2 separate regions of the Homo sapiens genome follow, and region 1 is linked to region 2. The links are chromatin contacts, found by Hi-C or POLR2A ChIA-PET in ENCODE. All regions are on one chromosome and are shown on one strand. The core of a region is the stretch at or near the end of the contact, and the rest is flanking DNA. Distances in the headings are between cores, read along the strand shown. Region 1 has its middle 100 kb from the start of SEPTIN10. Region 2 overlaps SH3RF3 (SH3 domain containing ring finger 3).

Region 1 (7,053 bases), core at 1,261-3,760, 230 kb after region 2:
TAAGTGCTCAGACAGGGCACCCCAGATAAGGCATGAAAGGAGAGACACAGCTGCCCACCCCAGCCAGAGTTCACATCTGGAGAGGAAGGCAAGCCGTGTGGGTAGTCATGGACTCGGCAGTCTGTGCCTGAGGAGCAAAGGCGCTACAAGCCCGGGACGGGGGGATGCAGTCCACTCCATGATGGGTCCCAGAGCGCTTCCTCTGGACGTTCTTGGCAAGAATACACAACACCAGCACATGAGTCAAGGAGCTCACAACCAGCTTACCCATTCCTGCCGGGAGAAATGGAAGGAAGTGCCCATCCGTCAGGGTCACACAGGACTTGCCTGGGTCTGGGCATCTTCTCTCCACCCCTTCCCACTCTACTCATTCATTCAACAGCTACTTCTGCTCTGGGCCCAGCACCAGGGTCACGGAGATGAATCCAGGCAAGAGGACCCACCTCATGTATTCAGGCCTTCCTGGAGGTCTGCCTGGTGGGGCCCAGCCGCCTGTCAGATTATGCGGTGTTTGGTGCTATGGAAAGAAGTGTGCAAACCCACGTGCCTGTATCAGTCACTTAGGCTGCCATATCAAAATACCATGCACTGCGTGGCTGAAACAACAGAAATATATTCTCTCAAAGTGCTGGAGGCTGGAAGTCCAAGGTTGAAGTTGCAGCAGGGTTGGTTTCCTCTGAGACCTCTCTCCTCGGCTTGCACACCGCCGTCTCCTCACTCTGTCAAGCAGCTGTGGCGGGTCGTCTTGCCCGGATTCATCTCTGTGCGTCTGTATCCAGTGTTCCTCTTCTTTTTAAAATGAATTTGTGTAAATTTATGGGGTGCAATTTTGTTACATGCCATAGTGGTCAAGTCAGGAGTTTTAGTGTATCCATCACCCGAATAACATACATGACATGTCCCCTTTAAGCAATTTCTCATCCTCCACCCCCTGCACCCTCACCCTTCTCACAAGGACACCAGTCAGGCCAGATTAGGCCCACCAATGGACTCATTTTAATTTAATCTCCAAGCAGAGACACACGCTGAGGCACTGGGGGCTAGGACTTCAACATATGAATTTTCGGGGAACATAATTCAGCCCATGTGCCTGTGCTCATGGAGACCAGGTCATAATGAAGTCAAAAGTTAAATTAATCAAAATAACTAGGCGATAGCTACCGGGCAAATACTATAGGGCAAAGTACTAAGGGATCGCAGGAAACTCTTATCTAGTTGGAGAGGTGAGGGGCATGGAGGGCCACTTAGAGGGTGTCCGGGTCTTATCTGGACCTCCACACTGTAGTCTTGTTTAGAAATTCACAAGGCAGGAAGAGGGGAAAGAATGTTCGGTTGGCGGGAACGGTGTGTGTGCACACCCCAACCCGAGGCTGGGGAGAGCTTGGCAGGATCAAGAAACTGAGGGAGCCCAGAGCAGGTGTGGAGGAGAGGGCTGAGGTGAGAATGGCCAGGGGTAGGTCTCTGAGCCTTCCAGGCCAGAAGCAGGAGGCAGTGTTTCCTGGGCTCTCAAGGGGTGTTTAGATGCAAACTGTGTCGGGAGCTCCCTCTGTTGGTGGCACAGGGAATGGCTCGTATGAATGTGGGAAGCTGGCACAGCAGATGCTGGGCAAAGGGCAAGGCGTCTCTGCCAAGGGGGCGGTGAGGGCATGTGGGGGAGCAGACAGCCCCGAGGGTCCTTTGACAAGTCAGTCCGATGTGGAGGCCGAGGGGAAGCCTTCCACATGTCCTAGAGGGAAACCCCGAGGTAGCTCTTCTCACATTTGTGCAGTGACTACCAGACTGAAGGAACCCCGGTTCCATCCTCACCCTCTGCAGCCCAGAGGGCTGATGGGGTCCAGGGCTTCATTTCTGTTCCTAGCCGGGACCAGGGGCTCTGAGCACCCACAGCCCCTTCCCAACAAAACAGCCACTTGTGTGTGCCATGGGGTGACCCCTCCTCCCTGCCCAGCCTGGGCTGGGGAAGGGCCCCGTCTGACCAGGAGCTGGCCTCCTCCAGCTAAAGCCAGGGTGAGCAGAGTGGGGCCCATGCTGGGTGACTGCAACAAAAGCAAGAGAGGCTTTCCTGCAGGGGAAGCGGCAGAGAGCAAAGGTGGGACGGGTGGCCGGAGCTATGGGGAGTGGGCCCTTCCAGGAGCCCCTGGCCTCCTCGTGGGTGCTGAAGATGGCAAGTGCGTGTTAAGCATGTACTAAGCCCACCCTCTGCGCCCGCCCCATGCTTAGCACTCTACATCCATTGCCTCGTTTTTGTCCTCACATCAGGCTTATGAAGTAGGAATTATGACCATGCAATTTCACAGATGGGGAAACTGAGGCAGAGAGCAGTTAACCAACTCGCCTCAGGAAGGGGCAAAGAGGTGCGGCACCTAGGATTCAAGCACTGGCAGTCTGGCTCCAAAGGCCGCACTCCTAACTCCTCAGCCTGTTCTTGGCCTCGGGAGGCCTGGCTGATGTCAGGGCCATTGACACTTGTCCCTGTCTGACTTGCTGTGACAGTGCTCCCTGAAGCCTGACTCGGGACTGGAGAATGAGGTCCCACAGCCACAACAAGTTCTCAGCTGTCCTCTGTGGCCTCTGATGACAGCACCAGGTGGCCCAGTATACCACATGCCCCCATCTGGTGACAACATACTCTTTGATCAAAAAGAACAAAAAGTTCTCCCGCAATCCAGTGTGCCTCTGGTCAGGCCTACAGGCTGGCAATTGGTGGCCTTAGGGGTGGTGTCCTTGCAGTCAGGCTGGGAGAACCTGCCCACCTGAAGGTGCCTGGACCACATGGCAATCAGCTAAGGCCAACCACTGTTGTGGCAAGGCTCAGATCACCTGCAGAAGGTGGGAGCCTGCAGGGAGGAATAGGGAGGGGCACAAGCCCTGGGGTCAGGGGCAGGTTCTAGCCCTGCTTCTGCCTCCAGCTGGCTTTGTGACCCAACGTGAGACCAGGGCCAGGGCTGGCCATCTACTGTAAGTCTTTTCTATGGAATTGCTCCACAAGTCCTTGTCCACACCCTCCCTGCATTTTCATGGCTGCTGCCCCATGCCCCCAAATAAGGAATGGGGGGTGGACAGAGAGAGAGGTGAGGTCCTGCATCCTGGGAGAGCACACCCAGGAGGCCGAGGTGGGGGTGGCCCATGTGTGCCTCCTGGCACCCAGTGTGGTGCTGCCCACAGCAGGTGCCGATGCACACGTACTGCAGAATTGCCCTAGATGGTGTTGCTGCCCAGAGGACTCTGGGACTCCCAAGTGGGAGTTGAGCTGAGTGCCAGACCCATCTCCAGGGCACACAGGAGTCCCATCATGTGTGATAATAAGCTTTCTCTACAACTCTAGTGGGGGCTGTGATATCTGTCTCAACATCCAAACACTTTTAGGGGGCTTGTCCGCCCTCCTCGGCCTGCTGGAAACTCTCTTCCTGGCTCTGGCCTGGGACCCTGGCCCTCCTCCTGCTGGGCCCTGGCCCCACTGTCCTTTGCTGCATGCATGCCTTGGTGACTGACGTGTGGGCCCCATGTGTCCCGGCCCTCCCTGCCCTGCATCCCTGCTGCTCCCAGGGTGCCCTCAGTGTGTCCTTCCTCCTTCTTCTGATGCCCAGCAAACCACCTGATGTGCTGCAGCTGATTTCACCTCTCACTGTGGCCTCCGCCACCCTCCTGCCCCCTCCTGAGTCAAGCTCCAGGTATGCCCAGGGATGGTCCCAGGCTGCCTGGGGGTCCACTCTGTACCGCGCTGGGCACCCAGGGATTTTAACATCACAAGTCCCCTCGCTACCCTCCCTGGTCTACTGCATCTGCCTCCTGGTCTCCTGGTCTTCACTGTGTGTCTCTCTATCTACACTCCAGGTTTTTCTGGGACATTCTTGACTAGACCCGGCTTGCTGGGCCTCGTGGGAGGCAAGTCAGCCACAGAGGCTGAGCAAGAAAGAGAAGCCGGGCAGGCTGGGCACCCTGGAGAGCCCTCAGGTAGCATCTTTGACTTTCCCCCTCCCAGGTGCTCCTGTCTCTCCCAGAGCCTCCACCCTGGGTGCCCCAAGACCTAAGACCCCTCACATGACTCTGACCCTGACCCCTCCTCACCCCCTCCTGGGCCAGCAAGGGAGCAGCCGCCTGCTATTCACCTCCAGTTCTTCAGGTCCACCATGACTTTGGCCATTGCCATGGCAACCATCTTGCACGTGGGTGGCCTGGCAGCCTCTTTCTGTCCTGGGTGGCTTCTCAGTCACCTAAGGGAGGGAAACCTGCAAGAGCCCACACAATACTTTCCCCTGCACAGAGCTGAAGGTGCAAGGCCCGAAGGAGCCAGCGGACGGATGTGCTGCCCTTCCTGGGGCAGTTCTGAGGCACCCCATGCCATGCCACCCCAGCTCCTTCCCTGGCACAATGCCCCGACCTTCCACTCCCGTGCCCTGGAATTTCTTCCCAAAAGAAAGCACCTGCACAGTAGACCTGTCTCAGCACCCAGGCCCCATGGATTCACACCTGACACACCACACACACCTCATGTGCATGCACACACATCCCACATGCACACACCCCACACATGTACACATGCATGCATATACTCCACATGCACACACCTCACACATGTACACATGCATGCACACACCTCCCGTATGCACACACTTCACACATGTACACATGCATGCACATACTCCACATGCATACACACTATATGCACACCACACACATCACACACGTGCACATATAGACACTCCACATGTACACACACCACATGTACACACACCACATGTACACACACCATACCCACATGCACACATTATATGCACATACACACACACTGCATGCACACACCACACAAGCCACGTGCATGCACAAACACACGTCCACACACTATATGCACATGCGCACACATCACTTGCACATTTGCACACACACCCTTCTCCCAGTTCTAGGACACCTGCGTAGATGAGGCTTTGCAGGAGGAGTGCCACAAGGGAAGGAGGGAGGTGGGTGCCCATGGAGGCTGTAGTCTGTGCTGCCTCACCTCCCCAGAGCCAGCCTGTGGCTACAGAGGATGTGGCCAGGGGTGTAGGGGATTGGGTATCACCAGCAAACCAAGCCCTCACCCACAGCCACATTCTAACTTCAGCATCCAACAAAGCACTTCAGCTACCCCAGGGGGACCACCGTGATGGTGGCCGATGAGCAAATCCTAGAAGAGCAAGCAGCCGGGTGGAGCCCAGGCAGCCTCCTGGGCCTGGGGGCCTTCTGGTCCCCAGTGAGTCTGCGGCTCCATGTCAGAGTTCTCCTCACCACTCAAAGCTAGAACGGAGAAGGGCCTTAATGTGGGCATGTTCCCACGGTCCTTAGAAAGGCAGTAAGCCTGGTTTATGTTGCTCCATCAAGTGCTCTTGCAGCTCTGAGGTTTGGTTGAAACTTAAACTCAGCATCAAGCTAGCCGGGCCAGATTCTGAGCTTATGTAACGCCCTGGAAACTCCCATGTGCTGGACTGGCTGTTTCTGGAATCTTATTATGATTCATAACTTGGTTACGGCTCTGAGCTGGTAAATACGGAGTTTCTGCTGTGGACTCAGAAAACCACGTTATAAAACACAGACCAGGGCTGTTAGGAAAACGCAGCCCCGGGTGTGCGAGTGCCCACAGCTGCAGCCCATCCGCCCACCGCCCCCAGGGCTAGTGAATTATGACTGTGCACAGCTCAGACCTCCATGGATGAAAGGCAGACTCACAGGGCCCTGTACGAGTTCAGTGTGGGGCACTTGGCTGTGTGTTGGAACCAGCCTGTGTGCAGGCCAGGCGGGATGCCGCAGGGAAGCCCTGGTGTGGGACCAGGGCCGTCCCTAGAGTTGGGCTCTTTCCCCTGTGTACAGACCCCCACGCAGGGACCTTGAGCCTGCAGTGCTCTGCCAGAGTGGCCTCAGGTGTGGCTACAGCCTGGACTGGAGTTTTCCTTCCCCTCATTTTTCACTTTCAGTCGCTGTGGGACCGATTGGTCTCTGGACTCTTCTTGCAGCTTTATTCCATGGTTCGAGGTCCACAGCTTGACTCCCTTGGGGGTTTGGGTGCCAGGGGAGAGGGCTGCCCCCCAGGCCCTGGGCACGGCGGTCACTTTCTCACTGCCTCCTCCTTTCCCTGGTCAGGTGGTGCTTCCCACCCTCCCTCCCTCTCATCTTCCCCCATGCCCCTCACACACTTCCCTCTCCTCAAGCCTCTGACTTCCATTAGCCAGAGATGCCTGGGACATGGAGCCAACCACATCTGCCAACTCTCATGCCCAGAGCCCTGCCCTGGGGCCTGAATGCAAGTCCAGGGATGACCTTTGCCCTGGAAATCACTTGTGGCCTCTGTCTGCTGGGCATAGGGTTTACCGCACATGCTGGATGTGGGTCCAGGTCTGCACTCAGCCTGGATGACCAATGGCGGCCAGGGCCAGGAGGGTTCTCCAGGCATTGGGAATAGACTAAATGGAAACTCGGCGGCACCCAGCACCCCATGATGGCGAGCTTGGCACACCCCTTGACGCCAAACAGTGTGCCCCACATGATTCAGTGTAAGTTGAGGAGGGAGGGCCTACAGGCAGTGGCTGAGAGAAGGGGGCCTGCAGGCTGGGGGCAGAGTGGCTATGCCCTCCCTGGAGGGTCCGTGGGGGATGTGGAATGTCCTGCCTATTGCTAACTTGCTTCATCTCATGGCTGGCCAGACTCCAGGACAAAGCCCTGGTGGAGTGGAGGACAAGAGCCATTGGCAGTGCAGGCCCTTCCTTCCCTTCCTAGGCCCCAGATCTCAAACCCACCTCCCCACTGAGGACCTCAGGAGAGCGCCTCATCCCCTCAGCCAGATCTCCAGCACCCCAAACTCGGCCATGGCTACAGAGACGCTTCTTCCCAGGGTAGGAGTAGTAGTCTGTTTTGCGTTGCTACAAAGGAATACCTGAGGCTGGATAATTTATCAAGAAAAAAGGTTTATTTGACTCATGGTTCTGCAGGTTGTACAGGAAGCATGGCACCAGCATTTGCATCTGGTGAGGCCTCGGGAGGCAAAAGTGGAGCAGGAGGGGTAGGGGCCGTGGCGGACTTTTT
Region 2 (6,516 bases), core at 2,281-4,780:
GTGATTCACTGTGGGAGAGTTAAGGATGGGAGCCTCTGGGATCGAGCTCCAGGTCTGCTGTTTGGTAAAGTGCTTTACTTAATTTGAGTATAAGTGTTTAGAGTGAGCAGCTGCTGAATTCCCCACAGTTCTTAGATTCAGGGTAGAGGAAATCAGAAGAGTCCGTATCTGATTTCCATGATGGTGGAGTGGGTGCAGGCCCAGAGAGCAAGAGCAAGCCTGCACAGAGGTTCTGTGCCAATGGACACACTGACTGTCGGGGGCACGCTGACCATGGGAGGGTGTTGGGGAGCACACAGACCCCCAGCGGGCTAGAGCTGACGGTTCCCACTGAGAGGGAGGCAGAATGTAGAGATGGCCATGTGGCAGGAGCTGAAAGGCCTGCCTGGCTCTGTGGTTTGTAGAGCAGAAGCCCAATGGCCGAGCGCTGGGCCAGGCTTTCGGGATGCTCCAGGGCTCAGGTTCAAGATGCTACATCTCTGCTTGGTGTCAGAGGGGATGCTGGTGGGATATGAGTGGGGGCTGCATGGCGAAGCCTGTCTCTAGTTGCATTCTGGCTCAGGGAAGGTGGGCTTGCTTCCTCCCTAAGGAGCAGTTTCTGATTGATGATGGATAGCAGCTATTTTTCTTTTTATCTTGTTGCCATGAGTGTTTATTGGGGTTAAACCTGCATCTTTCCTTTACACATTAATGTAGGGAGATATTGGCTTTGAGAAATGAGTGTAGATCAGATTGACTGTTTAGTCTAACGTGTTCATAATTGGTGCAAGTTGTCTGCATTTTCTTAACCAAAAAAATCTACCCCAGGGGAAAAGTGGACTCTGGTTTTGCTGAGATACCAAAACATGGGTGTGAAGTAACTGGGAGAAGCTCTAGGAATCTTCTGGTCCTGCTCCACCACTGCCAGGTCATGAGCACTGCAGGAAGGCCCGAGGGTCACCAAGACGCCGGCCTGCCCTGCGGTGGGAGGACAGGGGAGGGGTGGTACTGCCCTGTGCCTCAGCTGACTGCAGGGCCTGGGAACACTGGCCAGGAGAACGGCGCACAGAGCCAATGCACGCACTCCACCTCTCGCCTCCGTGGTGGGAGACGTCCGGGCACCCTTGTTTGCTTGGAGCACTTCACTTAAAGTGGGTCTGGCTGGTCATTTTCTTGCACTTACCAGCTTTATGGCTTTGTTTCATAGTTTAGTCCTCAGAACGGCCAAAGGAGAAAGCTGCAGAAGAGCTCACCAGGAGGTAGACCATGTCTGTGTCCTCCAGGGCTGGCAGGCAGGAGGAGGTGGAGGGGTAATGGTCCTCCTGTGAGGAGAGGAGCTATGGATGGGGAGTCTGATGGCCCCTGTAGACTCAGGTGACAGTGAGAAGGAGAAACTCAGTGTACCAATGGTGGCATTGGGGCTGGCTTGTTACTCTCCCTGGGTCCTACTCCCTCACGTGGAGGAAGGGGTGACTGCTTGGCATGGGTTGGCAAGGACTGTGTGAACTGTGTATGCAGACAGAAGGTAAGTCCAGGCTTGGCCAGGGCCAGAGTCATGGGCAGCAGCGGTGATGATGGCAGATGATCAATCCTGAAAGGTAATAAAAATGCCCAGGGTACAGCCCAGAAATGCCTGTGATAGTCCCAGAGGTGCCTGGAGCATGCCTCTGTTCGCTCCCTCCAGGCCCCAGCCTGGCAGTCTCCCGCTCTGGGTGCTTGGGCCATGGCCACAGCCTTCCCCCTACTTAAGGCCTCTGTTCCCACTCCCCACTTGTGGGCCTGCTGGACACCTGCTCCCCTGCTCCTTCCTTGCCACCCCATTGCCAGCCTCTGCCAGGCCTCACCTCACTGCGTTGAAATTGAGTGTTTTGGTGGCCAGTATTGAGCTCACAGAGGGAGTGGAGCTTTGCTCCCCTGTGGAGGAGCACTCAGAAATGCTGGTGACCACAGAGACCCCTGGTGTTGTCCACAAAGGTCTCCAGAAGAGAGTAGGGGAGGGATGGGCCACCCAGGGCCGAGGTAAGATCCTGGTGAGCAGGATGGGGGCACACTTCAGCCCCTTCCTAAAAGCTGGGGCTGAGGGAGAGCGCTGCAGGGAGCTGTACTGTACTGTGATTCAGTGCACATGGGGACCTGGAAGCAGGGGACAGTAGCCCCCTTTTGTGGTCAGAAAATTTGAGAATTGGGGATGCTAAATCGCTGGCCTGAGCCACAGAGGTGCTACGTGCTGGATTTGGGATTTGAACTTGGCTCTCTGCCTGGCTCCTTGTGTTTGTTCTCTCTGCTCCCTGGGAGGATTTGCCAGTCTTGCTGCTGAGCCACTGGGGATGCTGGGGAGTGAGTATTCTATATGCATCAGCTGGTGAAGCGCTTATCAAATGACCCCCAGATTCCATCTCACTTGGGGAGGCCGTGTTTCCGCCTCCCTCCTGTCCCCACACCTCTGCCCGTGGGTGTTTTTCCAGGAGAGCTTGCCCTGGGTAGGAAAGCCGAGGGGAGGGTGGCATTGGGCTGCCTTCTCACTTGCTGTCACCTCCCTTGTCCTGCCCCCTGGCCTTCCCAGATCCACCGTAATGAAAGACCTTGAACGAACACATCCCTCAGGTACTCAGCCCAGGGTCTTACAGAGGGGCGGTCCCAGGGGAAGGGGGTTGGGGCCTGCAGTTTTCTCAAGTGTGGTGTGACCCTCAGGAATTTCTTTTTGGTGATCTTGTCATTTTGGTGGGTGTTCATTTCCTTGAGCATCTTCACTGTATTAGTAGCCATGAGTATTACTGAAAGGCATTTTTATTCTTAAAGCATTCAGGGACTGATAGCAACCAAAATTATCAGACAAGCTGCAGGAGATGAAATCAATGGAATTTGGCAATTGTGGGGCAGGACCTTATTCCCAAAGGTGGCTGGTCTAGGGCGTGTGGACTGGGAGGCAGGCATGCAGAAGGGGACACACCCCTCCCATCACTCTCCTCTCGTCCAGCCTTGGAAGCCACTGGAGTCACATCTGCTGCAGGAAACCCTGTGTTTGAATTATGTGTGGAGCAGTCACAGGGTGGTTTTGGCTGGATGAAGGGCATAGAGTGGCATCTAGAAGTGCATGGGAGACCATTGCCAATGTCATGGGTTAGACCATGTTTTTGAGGCTTTAGTGATTTTTTTGAGACCCTTCCCAGTCTAGGCCAGGCAGATCATCTTCTGTGCACACCTCTGCAGGTGAAGTCCCCGCATGGCTAAGCACATGTGTGTGGAGTGTGTGTGCTTAAGGATGTGTGGCCTCGTGTCAGATGACATGTGTGTGGGGTGTGTGTGTTTAAGGATGTGTGGCTTCATGTAGGTTGATGCTCTTGAACGTGCTGACTTTAAAAAATCCACACTGGGCTCGTCTGCTTCCCTGATGACAGAGTTTGGGAAACTAATGAAAGACATTCTGGCCTTGTGCCATCAGAAGTGAAGTCAATGTGGGGAACAGCTGCCTCTGGGAGGACGTTGTCTGTGCGCTGTGCCGCGGGGCCTCTGCTCCATGGCCGGCCACACAGCCCTGTCCTGGAAGAGGCCCAGGCAGCTGTCACCCCTTAGCCCAGTCTGGAAAGAGCCCAGGGTCTGGAGTAGGGGTGACAGTGAGGCTTTCTATGGAAGCTGCTTTAAAGAAGGAACAAATTGAGCCTGGCACTGGCCTTCTGGTTTTGGAGACTGAGTTGCCCTGCCCTGTGCTTGCAGATCCACTCAGTGTGAAGGGCAGGACAGCTTCCCCTTTCCACACCTCCTCATAACCTCCTGGGAAGCTGCTGAAATACAGGTGTTCATGGTGGGGTTAAGCCAGCTTGTGAGTCATTAGCATGCCTTTCCACGGCCAACGCACAAAACTTTTGTCTTAATTAGACTTGAGGCACAAACCGCTGATTCTCCAGTGCAGTGTGCCTGCTGTGCCGTGCGTTTTTGTTAGTGTGTCTGGACGTGGTATTCATATATTAACAGTGCATGCTGGGGCACTTGGACTGCAGGGCAATCGCTTGCCTGGCGGTGGGAGCCCAGAGGCTGAGGTGGTGCGTCATGTTCTGGCCACGGTCAAGCCCCGGAGTGTGTCTGTGCTCTGTGGGGAGCCTAACCTGTCATCTGTGTCAGTCCTCTCTGAGTGTCCTATGGGGAAAAGTTCACTTGGGGCTCATGAAAGCTTGCTTTTGCATCTGTCCCTGAGCCTGGTCCAGTGTGAGCAAGCTGATGCCTTGTGGAACCTGGATCCAGACCTGGCAGGGTGTGAGTCTGTGTGTTAGAGAGCATCCTCCTTCCAGTCCTGGCCTTGTTGGCTTCACTGCCTCTGCGTGGCTCCAAGCCTGACCACTCCCTTCCTCCCATGCCCCCAGCGTGCCTCCTTCTACTGCATTCAGATTTTTGTCCACTCACCCGGTTTTCCTCTTTTCTGCCCTGGGTTCTGAGGGTCCATGGCCTGCAGGACAGTTTGCCTAGGATAAGCCAGGACACATCAGAGGCTGGTGGAAGCCTGATCTGCTGCTTAGAATCAATGGTGTTTCTGACATGGAGAGGTGGACATTCAGGTGCCTATCATTACATGGCAGTAGGAAGGTGCTTGGACCCTGCAGGCCTGGTGCTTTGTACCTGTGGATTTTCCAAGTCACTTTATTCAAGGATTTCATTTCACTTTCAGTTCTTAAAGTAAGGGCCTGGCAAAGGGATAGGCAGCATTCTGTTTCTCTGAGGGAGGTAATGCTCTGCCATCAGCAGATTTCCTTATGATGATGGAAAAGTGTGGTCAAGGGATGTGTTTGACCCTCCTGTAAGAAGAATGAAGGTGTGCTGCCCACGCAGTGGTCACTCCAGGGGGCCCTTGGTTGCAATTCAAAGGCAAGCAGGAACCTGGAGGCCCAGAGGGGCAAAGGGCATGGGGCTCAGGTCCTGTGGTCACTCAGCACATGCTCTCTCAGCTGCACCACAGTCCCGCACAAGGCCATCTATGCTTATCACCTGGGTGCAGAAGACCAAGTCACTAAAACCCCAGAGCCAGGGGTTTGCTCCAGGTGGGCCTGGACTTTCAGCTAAGGCCCCTTCTGGATTGGCACATGGTGAGGGGAGCTTCCACACCCATGATTCTAAATCCCAGGAGCTCTGAAGCAGGAATCTTTTCCCCCTGTTTGGCATAGCTCATCTGCTAGCAAAACCTGCTTTGAGCTACCAGGATTCCCAGTACCTTTGGGAGTGTTGGGTTTCCCTACAGAGATGTGGTGCAGAGTGGACGCTGCCCCATACCTCCCGGGAGGAGTGACATCTCACAGGGCCAGTAGCCATTCTACCTTTCCCAGATCCAAACTTCTCCAACTCTAAATTCGTTGACCGGTCTGTCCCCAGAGAAAGCAGTCAATGCTGTGAGTCTGCATCTGAAAAGACAGTGAGCATTTGTGGACCCTGCCCAGGTGGTTCCGCCATCCTCCACAGACTGGCAGCACTGAAATGGGACGTGCAACTGTCCCTGTGCTCAGCTCTGCACTGCTCTTCCCTCTCAGCAACTTTCTGATTTGCATCCATGCTTGCTCTCCATGTTTCTGTGATCTCATCTGTGACATACAGATGACAGCCATGGTATTGGCCTCATGGGGGGTTGTCCAGAGATAAAAAAGACCCAGTGATTATATGCCACAGAATTTTGCATCCAAAATTTGCATTTTAAATTTTTCCAAGGGACTTTTTTCTGCTCGGGTCTAGCGAATGGCCCCTTGGTCTCTCCTGTGTAGTGTTTTGTGGTCACAATAACCCTGGATTCCTGATGCCCTGGTGGAGAGGCGATACCAGTGTCTGCAGACCATAAGAAAGTACATCTTGACTCTGAACCACAGCTATAAATAAATTGACATGTTTATCTGTGGGCTTACAGTGACATATAAAATCTTTTCTTGAGGTGCTTAGGTATCTCTAGGCTACCTGAGATACCTAAGAGAGATACCTCCCTTCTGAGAGCACCAGGTTGGGACACTACGCTCAGGTGACTTCCATGCACCCTGCAGAGCCACCCTCCCCCTTGACCCTGTTGGTGCTGGAGACTGCATCATCTGCACTATATACCCAGGCGCAGGTGGTTGGATTTGTCCAATGGGAGGCGGGAGGGGAACTGTGAGATCAGGGTGTTCCCCTTCTGGGCCCTCCCTCGGATCCTATCAGAGGCCTCAGATCTCATCAGAGGCCCTCTGCACAGAGCTCTTCTCTGTGGCCTCTGCAGAGCTTTTTGGCCCTTCCCTTTCAGGCCTCAGATATTAAAGCTTCGCACTGTTGCCAGTTTTAGGGCGCTGCACTCTCCTGTGTGCAGTTTCCTAAACCCCACTCATAGTCCTATAGTTTTTCTTTTGCTAACTCCCCTTAGTGACCCAATTAAGTGTGCCACCTCTCTACATCCAGGACCTGCCTGTTCAAATAAGCAAGCCAGAGAAAGGTTCAAGTTCTTATTTGAAAGGCGAAGTGAGCCCTGGCATGGGCCATCCCATGGCCTTTTGGCTGACTGCCACCAGCAGGTTGAGCTGTCCCATTGTCACATCA

The links. A loop is a pair of places that touch in the nucleus more often than their neighbours do. ChIA-PET counts read pairs that join two places held with the same protein, here RNA polymerase II (POLR2A). Pooled maps may share reads with other maps.
Region 1: a loop to region 2 is called in a map of left cardiac atrium, with 3 times the contacts of the local background. The contact joins two enhancer-like sites. A Hi-C loop is called at or near these places in 10 of 168 maps with a recorded cell type or tissue (Right ventricle myocardium inferior, cardiac septum, colonic mucosa and 5 more), 1 of 37 single-sample maps with no recorded cell type and 18 of 50 pooled maps. POLR2A ChIA-PET finds 5 or more read pairs at or near these places in 1 of 52 experiments (Panc1).

Annotation. Positions count from the first base shown.
Region 1 is chr2:109,508,765-109,515,817 of GRCh38, forward strand. It overlaps a transcript of RANBP2 not described here. Among named protein-coding and RNA genes, the nearest start is that of SEPTIN10, 100 kb to the right of the region's middle. RefSeq lists an enhancer at 5,086-5,335. Within about 2 kb of position 2,511, at least 2 of the 41 ENCODE cell types and tissues checked have a DNase peak (open chromatin) inside an H3K27ac peak, as active enhancers do; they include psoas muscle, where a contact is called at or near this core.
Region 2 is chr2:109,281,550-109,288,065 of GRCh38, forward strand. The region is part of intron 1 of SH3RF3 (SH3 domain containing ring finger 3); the gene reads left to right. It also overlaps a transcript of RANBP2 not described here. Among named protein-coding and RNA genes, the nearest start is that of MIR4266, 29 kb to the right of the region's middle. Within about 2 kb of position 3,531, at least 4 of the 41 ENCODE cell types and tissues checked have a DNase peak (open chromatin) inside an H3K27ac peak, as active enhancers do; they include psoas muscle, where a contact is called at or near this core.